Regions from separate parts of the Homo sapiens genome. Here region 2 is linked to region 1. A link is an interaction called in ENCODE POLR2A ChIA-PET data of the cell type or tissue named here. Cell type or tissue: A673. All regions are shown on one strand. Links, peaks and the distances in the headings refer to the core of each region. The heading gives the core; the rest is flanking DNA.

Evidence for each region. ChIA-PET counts read pairs that join two places held together with the same protein. Peaks named below come from ENCODE experiments on the same cell type or tissue, not always from the same donor. Only the 100,000 strongest peaks of a DNase experiment are listed, where the experiment ranks them.
Region 2: POLR2A ChIA-PET joins it to region 1 with 5 read pairs; 4 of 35 experiments call an interaction of 5 or more read pairs at or near these places.

The regions. Positions count from the first base shown.
Region 1 is chr7:122,133,817-122,141,368 of GRCh38, reverse strand. All of the region lies in intron 1 of AASS (aminoadipate-semialdehyde synthase), which reads left to right. Among named protein-coding and RNA genes, the nearest start is that of AASS, 6.7 kb to the left of the region's middle. In A673, for the core only: no CTCF peak of the experiment used is centred there; a DNase peak (open chromatin) is centred at 3,938; H3K4me3 peaks cover 1,682 bases; H3K27ac peaks cover 2,719 bases.
Region 2 is chr7:122,310,269-122,317,820 of GRCh38, reverse strand. It overlaps a transcript of FEZF1 not described here. Among named protein-coding and RNA genes, the nearest start is that of FEZF1, 9.3 kb to the right of the region's middle. RefSeq lists enhancers at 91-945, 2,092-2,622, 5,370-5,882, 5,883-6,395. In A673, for the core only: no CTCF peak of the experiment used is centred there; a DNase peak (open chromatin) is centred at 4,300; H3K4me3 peaks cover 842 bases; H3K27ac peaks cover 722 bases; H3K27me3 peaks cover 189 bases.

The DNA of each region.
Region 1 (7,552 bases), core at 2,429-6,428:
ATGAAGCTAAAATTATAAGCTAGAGACCAGGAGAAATATGTGTCATGTTTATGGATGACTTTGAGTAGGTGATGGGCTGGAGAAAATATGAAAATTCTCAGACCAGATTAGTTAACACTAATAGACCTCCTCCCCCAAAGTCTACCACTTTCTTCTTAATCCAGTAAAGTATTTTATAGAGGGTTTAACATGGAAGCATTAAAAGAATGTACCCACGCACAGGAAGTCAAAGTATGACCAGTGTTAATGCAAGCCCAAGCCTAGTTCTAGCAAGCCTTGAAATTGGGAGGGATTTGGATTAGTTCTAGGCCATCATCTGGTGCTGTGTTAATTCTGGAACTCTTTTGAACCTCTCCAAAAAATATTATGGTTTGGATACTTAGTGTAGGCCAAGACTCATAGCCATAGAGCTGCCATACTTATTTACAGACACCAGTGCTTCTTGGGAAACCATGGATTTTAATATATACTTGTATTTTTTTTTTTTTTTTAGTTACTTGGAAGGGTGAATATAAATAATTAGCGCTGTTCATCCTTGAACTTATTTTCTTCATCTAAAGACTACATTACCTCATTCTTAGTCTCTCAATATTTAATCACAATATATGCCTGATTATTGCAAATAATTTGTCATTCAGAAATCCCCCGTGTGATTTGATAGTTTTGGTTTGAGTCATTGAATTATGCTGTAGTGAAATTATTTTAAATATCTAAAATAGATGGACAAAGAGCACGTTCCTAACTGTGGGGATTAAAGTTGGAACATTTGGCCTTAATTTCTTCAAAAATGAATGTGTGATCCTTCATACATATCCCAAAAGAAGTAACAGAAATTAAGAGGTGCAATGCTTAGTTCATTCTTTTTTTTTTTTTTTTTTTTTTTGAGACTGAGTCTCGCTCTGTCGCCCAGGCTGGAGTGCAGTGGTACGAACTCGGCTCACTGCAAGCTCCGCCTCCCGGGTTCCACGCCATTCTCCAGCCTCAGTCTCCCGAGTAGCTGGGACTACAGGCGCCCGCCACCGACCCTGGCTAATTTTTTGTATTTTTAGTAGAGACGGGGTTTCACCGTGTCAGCCAGGACGGTCTCGACCTCCTGACCTCGTGATCCGCCTGCCTCAGCCTCCCAAAGTGCTGGGATTACAGGTGTGAGCCACCGCACCCAGCCGCTTAGTTCATTCTTAAGCTCTTGTAATGCTTGTGCATTGTTTTGCTTAGGTAGGTGATCTATAAGCTTAAAAAGTATTCTGATTGGGTTGGTGCTATGGAAAGGGTTGAAGAGACTTAAAGAATTTTAGCTATTTGATGGAAGAGTAAAAAGCTCTATGAAAATCTCAGCTCTCTTCATCTACCCCGTTCCCTTATAAAAACTGCAAAAATTAAATACATCATTTGTTTGTTTGTTTGTTTGTTTGTTTGTTTGAGACAGTCTCACTTTGTTGTCCAGGTGGGAGTGTAATGGCATGATCTTCACTTACTGCAAACTTCGCCTCCTGGGCTCAAGTGATTTTCATGCTTCAGCCTCCCGAGTAGCTGGGACTACCAGCATGCGCCACCACGCCCAGTTAATTTTTGTATTTTTAGTAGAGATGGGGTTTTGCATGTTGCCTAGGCTGGTCTCGAACTCCTCAGGTGATCTGCCCACCCTGGCCTCCCAAAGTGCTGGCATTATAGGCATAAGCCACTGTGCTTGGCCAAACACATCATTTTAAGGCATAAATATTGCCTGAAAAGTAGCAGAGAGAAAAATCTTGATCGAGTTACATTTAAAAAGTTATACCAACGAGAACAGACTTACTGTGACATCCATTATGATAAGTCATAAAAATACATAATAGTGGCTTGGAAAATGCTTTCTATAAAACAGAAAAAAATCCCCTATTTCTATGGGCCTCACTATTCTCATTTGTAATACTAGATTTTAGATTACATTCTATCAGTCCCACTTTGACTCTAATATTTGGATATAATCAATAATTAATAATTCACTATCAGATATTGATCAGCACCATTTAATTTGATAAAACTAATCCTGAACATGGGCAGGGATTGGATTACTGCTTCTTTATATCTTTACCAAGTGCATCATGCCGTGCATATCTTAAGTAGCCCCCAAATATTTTTTTAATTAAAGAGAATCAAAAGCATTTGTCCCATATTCCGTGTACAAAAGATTTTATTTTGATAACTCTATCAAGAGACTTTCTGGATTTCATTATAATTTAAATATTAGAAAATATTTGTGCTATAAGCAAATGACTAGCTGTTTTTATATTAATATGTGTAATTGTACAAAAGACCACTTTGCTCACACTCTGAAAGGACCTTTCTAACCACACATGAGATTCTCTGTCCTGAGAGTGGCTTTTCTTAAATATAATATTTTATAAATACATTTTACAGAATCTGCTTTGCTTTGGTTACTCCATGTGATTTAGAATGATGGTGTACTCAGTGACCATAGGACAGCTCATGGTCATTGAAAGAAAATGGGATGTGTATGGAGTGCCGAGCTCTGTCTCTGTGTCCTTTTTTTTCTCTCTCTCTCTATCTGTCTCTGTCATTTTCCTTTCCCTTTTCTGGAAAATAATAAAAAAATACAAAGAACATTCAAGCATGTTCTTTCTTCTGATTCTCATGTTTTTGTTGCAAAGTTAGCAAATTAAAAGATTAAGTCTTGCCACCTTGAGAGATGGAAAGATAAGACAGTATCATAGAGTATGTTCTCCTATTGCTACTGGGCAACCTTCACTATTATCTTCCTGTCTCAGTACATAGTAGTTCCTTCTTATCCAAGTTTTCGCTTTCCATGGTTTCAGTTACCCACTGTCAATCTGGTCTGAAAATAGGTGAATAAAGTACACTAAGATATTGTGAGAGAGAAAGAGAGAGTGAGAGAGACCACATTTACATAACTTTTATTACAGTATATTGTCATAATTATTCTATTTTATTATTGTTGCTAGTCTCTTACAGTGCCCAATTTATAAATTAAACTATATCATAGGTATGTATGTATAGGAAAAAACATAGTATATATAGGGTTTGGGACTATCAGAGATTTCAAGCATCCACTGGGCTTCTTGGAATGTATTACCCACAGATAAACAGGGTCTACTGTATCTCGCTGCAATTCACTATAATACTCCCATGACTTTTAGAGACATTTCAAATTCCTCATCAATTTTAGGTAAATAAAAATGTATACCTTAGTGGTGTTCTGTTTTACAAAAACAGAGAAGAAATCTTTTAAGTTTCATTTTTATATTTGAAATGTTAACCTTCATGTAACAAAGGGAAGACTGTTACAATTCATCAGAGGAAGGGTCTTGTACCCCACCCTTGCCTGTGTGACACTTCTCTTTCTCTATTTTCCTCCTCTTTGTTCTTTCTAGCTCTTTTTTTCCCCCTCTCTGCCTCCTGCTTTTCTACATCCTCCTTGCTTGTGTTACAAGCTGTTATCAGCACCCGACATTGTCGGGTAACCTCACTAGAGCTGGTGGTGAGTAAACCCTGATCTTCCCTCCTTCCTTCATTGAAGGCATTCCAGAAATATACATTGAATTTACTTCCTGATATTCTTGAAAAATACCACAAAATCCAGGACAGAAAAAGCTAAAGCAGCCTCCGTTGGCATTTCCATGAAATACTAGACACCTGCAGTGCAATTCAGAAATTCTCACTATTTCCTATTTCTTGAAGACCTTAGAAGCAAATGAACTGTGGATCTTGAAAGTTCTATGCTGAGACCAAGTTTTAAGGTTCAAGCAGTAACTAGCAGTTATACTATAATCAAACCATTTTTTTTCTAAGCACCCAGAAATCTAGAATTTATCTTGGCAGGTACTCAGGAATGATTTTCAGTATAAAGCAGGAAAAGGGGTCAAGAGAGGCACGGCATGCTACGGGGAGAACTGTTAATTCACTGTGACTGTTGAAGGCAAAGCCATATGGATCTGATTTCTTTCTGAAACAAGAGTTGGCTGGAGTTAACAGCATGTGTTGGATCTATATGGTGTGAATCTGTAGGCTTTGGCAAAGAAGAGAAAATTCCAGGTGTTAAACATTAAACTAGGAATCCTGCTTCTGCTTAAAAGCAACAGATCCTATATGATTCCAGTTCAGTTTCTTCATCTATAAAATGGGGATATGTATCTACTTAATAAGATTTTTGCAAGGAGGAAATAAGATGATATCCATAAAGTGCTCAGCATAGAGCTTGGCATGTGATGCTTAATCAATGGTAACTACTGTTACATTTGTTTAAATAATGAAAGTTACAGAAATTATTATTTAAGCCTTCCATGCAAAAAGTGAAAGTGAAAGTAGCTTCCCAAATAAACTGAAGCTCAGTCCCAGGCACTTCTGTCTTTTTCCCTAGTCTTCCAAGATAGTTGGCCTTTGCAAGTATATGTGTGTATGTTACAAGTGACTGTCTGTATTTGTGTCTGTGTGTGTGTCTACTGCTTTCCCGCCCTATCCCAGACAAAGAAGGTGGTGGGAGAAGGAGCAGGGATTATTACTGAGTGAGGGATGAGTGAGGTTAACATTCAAGCTTGGGCTAGAGGGGAGGGATTAAATTATCTCCACATGTTCCTCCTGATGGAGTCAAGAATTTCAACTCATAATAAAAGTTACAGGGGTATGTAGTCACCTGTGAATTCATGAAACACAGCCCCTGCTGGGAAGATGGGATGGTTTCTGGACATTTGTGTATGTTCAAAGGAATCACTATCTTTGGAATTGGTTTTATTAGAAACTGAGGGATTCAGGTTCTAGTTTTTCTTTTGGCTTCGAGAAGACTGAATGTTATGGGTTTGGGATTGAGTTTAATGCAATCTATTTTAAAAAACAGAAGATATGAATAAACAAAAAATAGATGCAGTATATAACAGTCGTTTACTGAAATGTTGATAATCTATTTTGCATGCATATTTTGCCCTGAATAAAAGCCTAAACTCCTAATCATCAGCAGTTTCTCTTGCTGTGTGCAGCTTTTTTTCTTCTTGGCCATCTTCCTAAAGCCTTCTTAGCTGGACTCTTCGCTGTTTGGTCTGTTGTCTGATTCTGTTGTAAAGTGTCCTATAAATTTACTGTCTAGGTAGCAAGTAGTTGTTTGCCCCCAGGAAATGTACTTGTATGCTTAATTGTTTGGTCAAGCCTTCCCCATCCATCAAGCTGGTGCTCTTCCAAGATTGCAGTCTGATGTAAAATAAATGTGTTTCATGCAAGCTTTTCTATATGTTGTTAGCGGTGATGGGTAGAAAATTTCTGGAAGGTATAAAAATCATTGAATCCTTATATTTTGCTGCCAAGTTTACATGGAAAACTAAGTTTTATCATTCAAATGATCCAGCAAATCATCATCTGAAATGACATTTGGCTACAAAATTGAAGTTGGATAGAATCCAATTGAAGTTGGGTAGAATACTGTTAAGCCTGGATATTTATGCTTTAAAAATTTACATAAGATTTATTCTGCATAGGAATAAATGAACCTGTATATAAAAATTAGGAGCATCTGGGTGAAAATAAAATGTTTACTAGTGTCACTTTAATTTCTTTAATTTGGTTTAAAGTATTATTTCCACCGTATTCTACGCTTCCTCCAGCTGAGGGAAAAAATAACTACTTTTAGTAGATGATATCTTTCAATCATTCTCTCCTTCATATGCAGCCCTGGTTCTGGGACTAGGGGGACAAGACACTTCTTGTACCAAGAGAATGCTGCTTTGAGTAGAGTTTATTCATGAGAATATACCTTGCCTGCCACATTGAGAGAAGCCCGTTACATTCATCATAGTAAGCCTTTAGTAACTATTTCTTGATTGACTGAATGAGTGGAATTACACAATCTTCTCACTTGAATAGCAGTTGGAAAACTGGTTGAGGCAGGTCGGGGTTTAATACAACAGCAGACGGCCATGTATGGAGAGAAAACCCAGGAAGAGGAACTGGCATGTTTAGAGCAACAAAGGTGAACAGTGAAGGTGAGCTGGACTCTAGGAAGCAGAGTGATTTAACTCTGCTTCTTAATCTTCTAACACCTCTGGTTAAAGAATAGGTTTGTTTGGTCGATTGGTTTTCTTTTTTTTTTTTTAATACTTTAAGTTCTAGGGTACATGTGCACGACGTGCAGGTTTGTTACAGATGTATACATGTGCCATGTTGGTGTGCTGCACCCGTTAACTCGTCATTTACATTAGGTGTATCTCCTAATGCTATCCCTCACCCCTCCCCGCACCCCATGACAGGCCCCAGTGTGTGATGTTCCCCACCCTGTGTCCAAGTGTTCCCATTGTTCAATTCCCACCTGTGAGTGAGAACATAAGGTGTTTGGTGTTCTGTCCTTGTGATAGTTTGCTCAGAATGATGGTTTCCAGCTTCATCCATGTCCCTACAAAGGACATGAACTCATCCTTTTTTATGGCTGCATAGTATTCCATGGTGTATATGTGCCACATTTTCTTAATCCAGTCTATCACTGATGGACATTTGGGTTGGTTCCAAGTCTTTGCTATTGTGAATAGTGCCACAATAAATATACATGTGCATGTGTCTTTATAGCAGCATGATTTCTAATCCTTTGGGTATATACCAGTAATGAGATGGCTGGGTCAAATGGTATTTCTAGTTCTAGATCCTTGAGGAATCGCCACATTGTCTTCCACAATGGTTGAACTAGTTTACACAGGTTGATTGGTTTTCTTAAATTTCCAATCTGTTGAGGACCAATACTTTTGTAAAATCCGGTAACAATAAATTACTAGAAAAAATGATCTTGTGGCTTGACATGGTGGATCACCCCTGTAATCCCAGTAATTTGTTATAAATTAAAAAAAAGAACTTAGCCAGGTGGGTGGTTGTGCACCTGTAGTCCTAGCTACTAGGGAGGCTGAGGCTGGAGGATCACTTGAGCCCAGACTGCAGTAAGCAATGATCTCACCACTGCATTTTAGCATTGACAGAGTGAGACTTCATGTCTAAAAATAAATAAATAAATATGATCATGTGATATTAAGGCTTCTAAATGCTTACTTTCTATTTATGTACACATCTAATTGTGAACCAGTTTTTTTGTTTTTTGTTTTTTGTTTTAAAAAAACAGTTCAGTGCAGTTCACTGACTGACACTAGGGCACACTGAGAAACACTTGTTTTGGGAATGGTCAGAGATGAACTGGAAAGAGGTTGGCACTAAATTGTGAAGAATCTTGTATACCATTATAAGGATTTCAAACTTTACGCCATCAAAATTTAGACCAATCTGAAAGTCTTGCTCTTTATTATTTTCCTGGATTTGCATTGTAGATTAATTTGTTTAAAACTTTTGTGCCGAATAGATGTTTGATAAAATGTGTATTTAAAAAGCTATTTTAGCTTAGCAGTTATTGGATGGTGTCACACACGTTGCTCTATACTTTTTAAAATTTTGCAGTTAAATAATCTTGTTTTTGAAAACTTGGCTTTAAAGGAACACTTGACATCCCAGTTTTCCCTTCCCTCTTCTCTACCTTGTGTCTGTTTTCATAAGAGCGGGTTGTATTTTACCTCAG
Region 2 (7,552 bases), core at 2,359-6,358, 180 kb before region 1:
GGATGCCACATCTTATGTGGTATTAACTCTTTTTAAGGATTATTTTTTAAGAAAATGGATTTAGTCAAAGGCCTAACAACTCTTGCAGAATTTTTTAAGTGAAACAATTTTGTCTAAAAAGAAATAGCTATACCCGTCTAAATGATTTGGGGGAAGGGCAAACAGGTACATTATTTGGACAGTTTCCTTAGTGTTGCAGGAGATAATTAATACCATCTAACATCCAACCGGAATGGGTTTGTTAAGTAATACGTCAAGAAGGAAAATTTTTTCAAACACTTGAAGAAAAAAAAAATAATAATGCCTATTCCTGGAAAAGGAAAGAACCATGCAGAGCTTAATGTAAACCTCTTGGCTCCAGCAGTGGGTCTTTCTTGTATTCACTGATTTTTCCACTTGAATTCTCTTTAGTCCTTGCTCATTGTCCCTCTCTCAGGAGAAGGGAGTTCCCGCTTCTTTTGCAATAAACGCCCAGTCAAAGCGTCTATGTGCTGCCACCCCGCCACCCAGGGTCACAGTCCAGCCTGGCCTGGCGCCGCCCTCAGCCTGCAGCTACCGGCGGTGAGAGGGTCCACCGGCTCCTTGAAGGTGTGCTTGAGAGGGAAAGAGGTCACTCAGCCGTCGTTGCTCAGAGATCCTCGAAGCCCCTTTGCGCTGCCGCGGTCTGCCTCCCGAGAGGGCCTGGGGACAGCAGGCGCGGGGACCGGACCGAGCAAGCCCGGAGTTCACAGGAACCCCGCGCCCCCGAGCTCGGACCCGTCCTTCTGATCCCGCCAGCCCGCGTGGAAGGGCCCGCGGGGGGAAATTAGGGCAAGAGCTTGGTCGCTTTTATTTCTTATTCCCAAAACAGAAAATGGAAATTTCCCGGTCCGGGTCCTTAAAGGGAGGTGATAGATCGATGTTCCGGAGAGATGTTCGCGCTCGACTGGCGGCGGGGCATCTGCGCGCCGGGATAGCAGCCCAGCCTGCCAGCTTGCGCTCTGCGCCTCTCGGCTCTCAGCAGCTCCAAGCCCCCGCCACAGCCCTCCGCCACCCACCCCACTTTTGTGAAGAAGTTGGAGGCCTGGCGTGTGGGGTTTCCGGGAGGCCGGTGGTCATCCAGTCTTTACATAGAGTTCCCCTACGACCATCACCGGTACTCTGTACCAGTACTATGCAAGAAAACGAAGTCGCTAATGCGCCTCCTTTTCCCTTCAAGTCCCGCTCGCAGTAACCTTCGAGGAAGAGCCGCGACCCATTTGGCCCCCGAACTTTGCTACAGATGGAGTCGCGTCCACAGGCCTGGGCGGCCGGGCAGTAGCGGAGAGGGGTTGAGAGCAGCGACGCCCTCGAGGGGCATGGCTGGGCAGGTGCCCCAGCAGGAGCTCAGAGCGAGACTTTCTCTGGGATACCCCAGCTTCGGATTGAAGATGGGGAGCAGGGCTGCCTTAAGCTGTTCTCCTCTGTGACATTGAGTAAAATATTAAGGGAGTAGAGGCGAGAGCGAAACTCTGAACCTGGGTTCCAGATGTCACCAGAGGGTCAACCGCTCATTGGCTTTCAGGGAGTAGTCACCGGAGTGCGAGCATGTGCCACTGAGAGATGAGGAGGTGAGGGAAGAATTCGGTATGTTTCCCAAGTGAAGAAGACCTCCGATTTTACTACCCAGATTTGGGTGTACCTGACAGCAGCTTGGACAACCGCAGAGCCCCAAGCTTGGAGTCAGAAAGTCTGGGTTTGGATACTAGTAGCCACATCCCTTCCCCAAGTCTGAGCCCTGAGTACTTGGACAAGTTACTTAACCCCTCTGTAAAATGGGCACTTCATAAGGAAGGTTGCTGGAAAGATTAGAGACGTCATAAGTGGTGGACATTATTAACTGTTTCTTAATGTATGAATGGATTCGAAAGAAATCGTGGGAGGCTGGCCTCTGCCAACATGCACCACCAGTCTCACCGGCCATTCTCTCTGAGGTTGGCACAGGGTCCTTTTGGATCACACGCAGCTCTGAGGATCTTCAGCCTAGCCCCTGGCGTGTCTGTGAACTTGCTAGAATTGTCCAGTTCTCCGGTTATATATATGGCCAGCCCGATGGGAGGAGAGGAGGAGACGGGGAGGGGCAAGGGAACTCTGGTCTCAGAAAGGGCCAGCATCGCTAACAGCAGCCCCTGTGGCTGCGGTTGGGAAGGGAGGTAGCTGGAGATGTGTTATTGAGTCCACTTGCAGATTATGTTGGTCAAGGGCTCTGAAATGGGACGGGGATGATCCAGGAGGTGCCAGATCACAAGCGAGGAATCTCAGGCCTCGGCTGTTGTGGTCAGTGCGTTGAGTTCAAGGGAATTTCAGGTGCAAATGGTGTTCATTAATATTTTCCAAGGCTTATGGGAGCCTAGAACGATGTCCTGCGTCCCAATTCAGGGATGCAACAGAAGGATACACTTGCAAACTGCAAGCGGAACAGAGAGAGAAAGGCAGAGGGGTCCACACCCTTCAAGGTGGCCCCAGCTGCGGAAACCAAGCACGAGAGAGAGAGAGAGAGAGAGAGAGAGAGAGAGAGAGAGAGAGAGCGCACAAGCGCTTAGGGCGACTGCCAGCACCGACTCCTGCCCGGAGTTGCTGGACTGCAGTACTTCTAGGCTCCCAGGAACACTTGAGCAACGCGGCGGCACAGGGTGGGGCAAGGGTGCGCCCCAGGGTCACAACCCAGCACGTCGGTGGCATGGGAGACGCGCGCCCTGGCGGTCTGGGGGTCTAGCACTCTGTGGCCTTGGGGAGGTAGAAACTGAGCACTCTGGAAAGGGGAAGAGACCGTGCCTGGCATTAAGCTGGGACTGGAGCCACTTGTTTAACCCGACTGGTGGTCTCCCCCCAGTCATTTTTTTAAAGTAGCCAGCGGCAGCTTCTGAGTCCTAGACCCAGTGACTCAATACGATGACGTCTTTTATCTCCCTGTACTTTGCAATTTTGCAGTGAGGATAGTTGTATTTGTGTGCTTATTTTTAAATAAACGTATTCTAGACTTGTCCCCAATCTCCGTCTCCGTTGATTCTCCCTAAGATCAATGATTCTCATATTAAGAGGAAGTGAAGAGTTGGTTTCAAGAACCATCAGACAAAGCAGTTACTCTTCCCATAGCCCTGGCCTAGGGTTGTTTATGGAGCCCCTACACATAGATGACATCAATATCTCCCTGTGCAAAAATTTAAAGTAGTGTGTCAAATTCTTTTCTACTCTAAATCAATGATTTCCCCTTTAGCACGACGTCTCTCTTCTCTCTCTACAAATAACATCTCTTTTGGGTGAGACTGAAAAAAAGGAGACTTGATTAAATGCTGAAGAAATGCTAAAGTTTATTCTGTAGGGCATTTCCTTAATATGCCAAGGAACCAAAACCAGTTGTAACTTCGGAAGGATATTTTGGTAGGGAGGTAGAAAATGTTTCAGTAAAGAAAGTTTCATGGTAAAATGTCACAATCTAACAGGACTGAATCTCAAAAAGTGGAAAGTGTAACATGGAAAGACCAACTGAGCGGGCAGATCATGGGAGAGTAGGGTTTTTTTTAGGTCCTGCCCGCTGGACAACCGGGTAATAATTTTTTAAAACAACTTCAAAGTTGCTGTATTGAAGAAGTGTATTCATTGTCATTTACTTAAACTCATTTCTTTTGTTACTTCATGTGATTACTAGGTGTGTTCTTTCATAAAATTAGAATAGTCTATAGAAAGTTGATTAATTTTACAAATGCATAACCACTTCTTAAGAAATGAAATCTGCTTTAATCAAATTGGGATTTTGTTTGAAAAGTTTTTGCTAAGGTTTCTTCTGTAGATTCTCCTGAATCTACAGAAGAAACTGTTCCCCCAGGAACACAGTACTGAATATGGGAGAGCAGATGTCTAGGCACAAGGAAAGTACTTGAGGTTGTGAAAAATACATAGCAAATATGATTCCTGTGTATATTTTAACATTTCCATGTGATTAACCTGAAATCTATCATTGAGCAGAGGAACTGTTTTTAAATCCAATTGTCTGAATAATATTTTGGAAAAATGTATAGCTAACTTTTTAATAAGGTGATAGCCTTTCATATGTAAAGTGGTTTTATTTTAAAATTTCTTTTCAATGTCAATGTCTCCTCTGAATGAAGGGGGCTTTTATTTAATCCCATTTTACAGAAAAAACAAAGGGGAACAACCACTATCCACTACTCAACAAGGAGTTCACTAGTTGTGTGGCCTTCCTCAAGTTGGGGTACTTGGGCTGGAAGGCCAAGACAGCACCAGAAACTAGCAACATTTATTCTAGTGCTCAAAATGTCCGCGACAAATTGGCCTTCTGCATATTTATGAAGACCTTTCTCAGAAAGGAAGACCAGTTGTGTACAATTTCAACAGATAATTGAAGAATCCAGCTTTAAAAGGATACTGAGGAACAGGGTGAATAAAGAGGTTTATATTTTACCCTTGATCAGGGCTGCATTATTAGTGATGAGGTGGGGGCAGAATAGATAGCATACTTTTTGAAAAAAAAGTTCACATTTTCTCATCTTAAGTTCCCATCTATATGTTTTAAATTAAAATCTTTATAAATTTCTTTAAAATAACTGCAAACTACTGATGGATTAGATGAAATGTTAGAGAATATGGCCAACTTTGGGTGTGTATTTTGCAGAGAAATGGGAGCCCCAGAAAACTAAAATTCAGAAGGCAAAGAAGGGAGAAGAAACCTCTTTCCCATTTCTGACTTCCAGCCACCACTACTCCCACACTGAAACAATAAGAGTGAAGGGCTCAATTGCACACCCACTGTGGTGCCATTTACCTTTCCAAGTGACTATGGGAGTCAGGCTCACTTGGAGGAGGCGCAGCGAGAAAGACCAAAGGGCACCTGAGCCTCTACCCCTCTTAACTAAAATAAGGGGATGCTGGGATCCTACCATCCCTGCCCCTGACTTTCCTTTTGCCCTGTGTCCCAAGGGGAGGTCGGGGGAGGGGGGGAAGGGGGGACTGCAAATAGAGCTCCAAAATTTGAATTACTGGTGGCATCTAGAAGAGTTCAAATGTGGGAAGGAGGGGTTGGGGGATTCAAAAAGCAACTACAGCAATCACATGTATTTTGCTGCTGCTGTATTTTACTTCTCAGTCCTCTATTTGAGTTGGCAAGTAGGAGTTGAGTTGACAGCAGGGTCTCTCTTTCAGTAGACATTGTGACCTTCACTTATTTAAGGAAATAATAAATTGGAATTTCCTATTAAAGGGCAATGACTTTGCTTTTAAAATGAAAAGCTCATGCCAATCAAATAAAAAGGAAATAGATACTTTGGAGAGTGAAGGACCCCAATTATTACTATGCCTGCACCTTTTGTACACAACATATGCTCTTAAGTTTTTTAAAAAAATCCTTCACCATTATTCAGAAATCTAAATCAACATTATTAAAGTCAATTTCTCTTTCTCTCCCTTTTTTCTCCTTCCTTTCCTCTCATTTCAACAGTGGTATGAGAGTTCAGATATTCTCTGCCGTGAGTAAAAAGCTCTGGAAATCAGCTATTGTGCCAACACCGGGAACATATCCAGGCCCATGGTGCGAAAATGAAATATGTGCTGTTGAATTATTATTTTTGTCCTTAAGGTTTACATCTACACCCTTGTATTATGTAAATTTCTGAGAAGCTGTGAATCACAAGGTTAGATAAAAGAGGGTCCCCCCCAACCCCCTCAACTCTCTCCCTCCTCATCCGTCTTCGCAAGCAACGGGAGCCGACCCCATTTAATCTTTGAATGATTCTCAGCCTTGTTCCTTTCTTTTTCCGGCTTTTTACCCCAGACCTCAACTTCCCTTCCCACCCTCGACCCAACGAGAAGGCAGGGGCCAGAGGCCGCGGTTGCAGCCCGGGTCCCCGCAGCTGGCCGCGTTCGTGACGTCAGCCGGCCGGCCCCTCGGGTCACCGTGGCCGCGGGACGCTGTTTGCGAGCTGCCAGCGTCAACACCCGCGCGGGGCGCTTAAAGCTTCGCGTTGTTTCCAGGAGCCTTTTCCTCTGTGTGGGACTGCTGAGAAACTATGAGGGCAGCCCCACTGTTCGTGAATTCAGAGAATTAACTGAACTTGAAGTAAGAGGAGACAGTGGGAAGAGGGAAAAAAAAAATCTTCTAAATTAATTTAAAGTGAGAAGGCAATAACATTTTAAAAGGTAGTAAGATTTCTTAATGATGGATCAAGCCTCTTCTTGGGATTGGATCTTAGTGCTCAACTCTTGAAACATGCACAAGGCGTGCAGAATCTGGTCTGGGAGAGGCCTAAGGGCGGGAAGGGAGGAAACAGAACAGCATCCACTTCCATCAACAAAAGGGGGCCGGCCAGTGGCTGAGTGCTTCCTCTTTTACAGAGGCTATGGAGGCCCGCGAGAGGTGGCCACGGGGTATGGCCCTCTTTGGACAGCCATGAAATACTCTCTTTTAGAGGAGATGCAGGGTTTCACTGGGAGAACTCGGGAATGAAAGAACAAATTGGAGAGTAAAGCCAAAGAAGGGAAGGTAGAAAGGCCTTTCTGTTAAGGTCTTAAACAGGAGAATCTAGTTAGAAAATTCTCTTTGCCCTGGGACCATAAGGAGACCCCAACTACTCTTAAGCACAGGCCAAACGGCTTCAAAAGGGAGGATTCTCGGAGGAAGGAGGTCGGCTAAAAAAATACACGAAAGGTTTTTGGAAGAGATACTCAGAGATGCTTCTCAGACATTCTTAAAATTTGACTTAAGAACGTATTTTCCAGGAAAGTCAAAATGACAGGCAAACCTAGTGAAAAGATGCTCTAGTTCCTCCTTAGGTATGCCACACCCCCGGGCCTGTTTTCTTTCACCTTGCGTCTAGATTAAATGACCCTTCAATTACACCCTGAGTCGTCAAAGCAAGTCTATTAGCGAGTGCCTGTTCAAAAACTTTCATCCAGGAGCTCTCCACCATCTGTTCCGCGGTCTCTTAAACCAGATCCGGCGCCCCCTCCCGAAACTCTTTGGAGCCTCCCTCGCCATCTCTCAGCCTTGGGGGGATGGAGCCGCCCCAGGACCTGCGGGAATGCAGAGGAGAAGGGGAGGAGCGCGATTGCGCCCGGGATGGGTTGCCAGACCAGCTGGGGCGGTGGTGGTCCAGAGGCCCGAGGTCGGCGGGACCTGATCGAAGGCAGCGCCGCGTCGACCACCCCGGGAGCCGGACGCTTGGGAGCCCCAGCCCGGCAGCGGCGCCCGGTCACTGAAGTTGCGCCCCAACTCCCAGCCGCCTCCAAGCTTCTCGAGCTAAGTTTCCTGACCCCTCCAAGGGAGTCTCACAGAGCTCGGTGGCCCTCGGCCTTGCCAACGTCACTTTAACTGTTTGGAACTCGTGAGCAAGAACCGAGAAGTGGAGAGCCCAGCCGGGGAGTTTTCAGCTTTTCTGTTTCACTTCGGGCTTCTTCTATTCAAATGGCTCTGCGCTGGCCACCGAATCCTGAATGAGGCGGGGCTCCTCTGCCCCAACTCCAGCAGCGGGAACTTGGTTCCCCTGGGCAGCCGGGGGCAGGGGGCGCCAAGGCCGTGGCG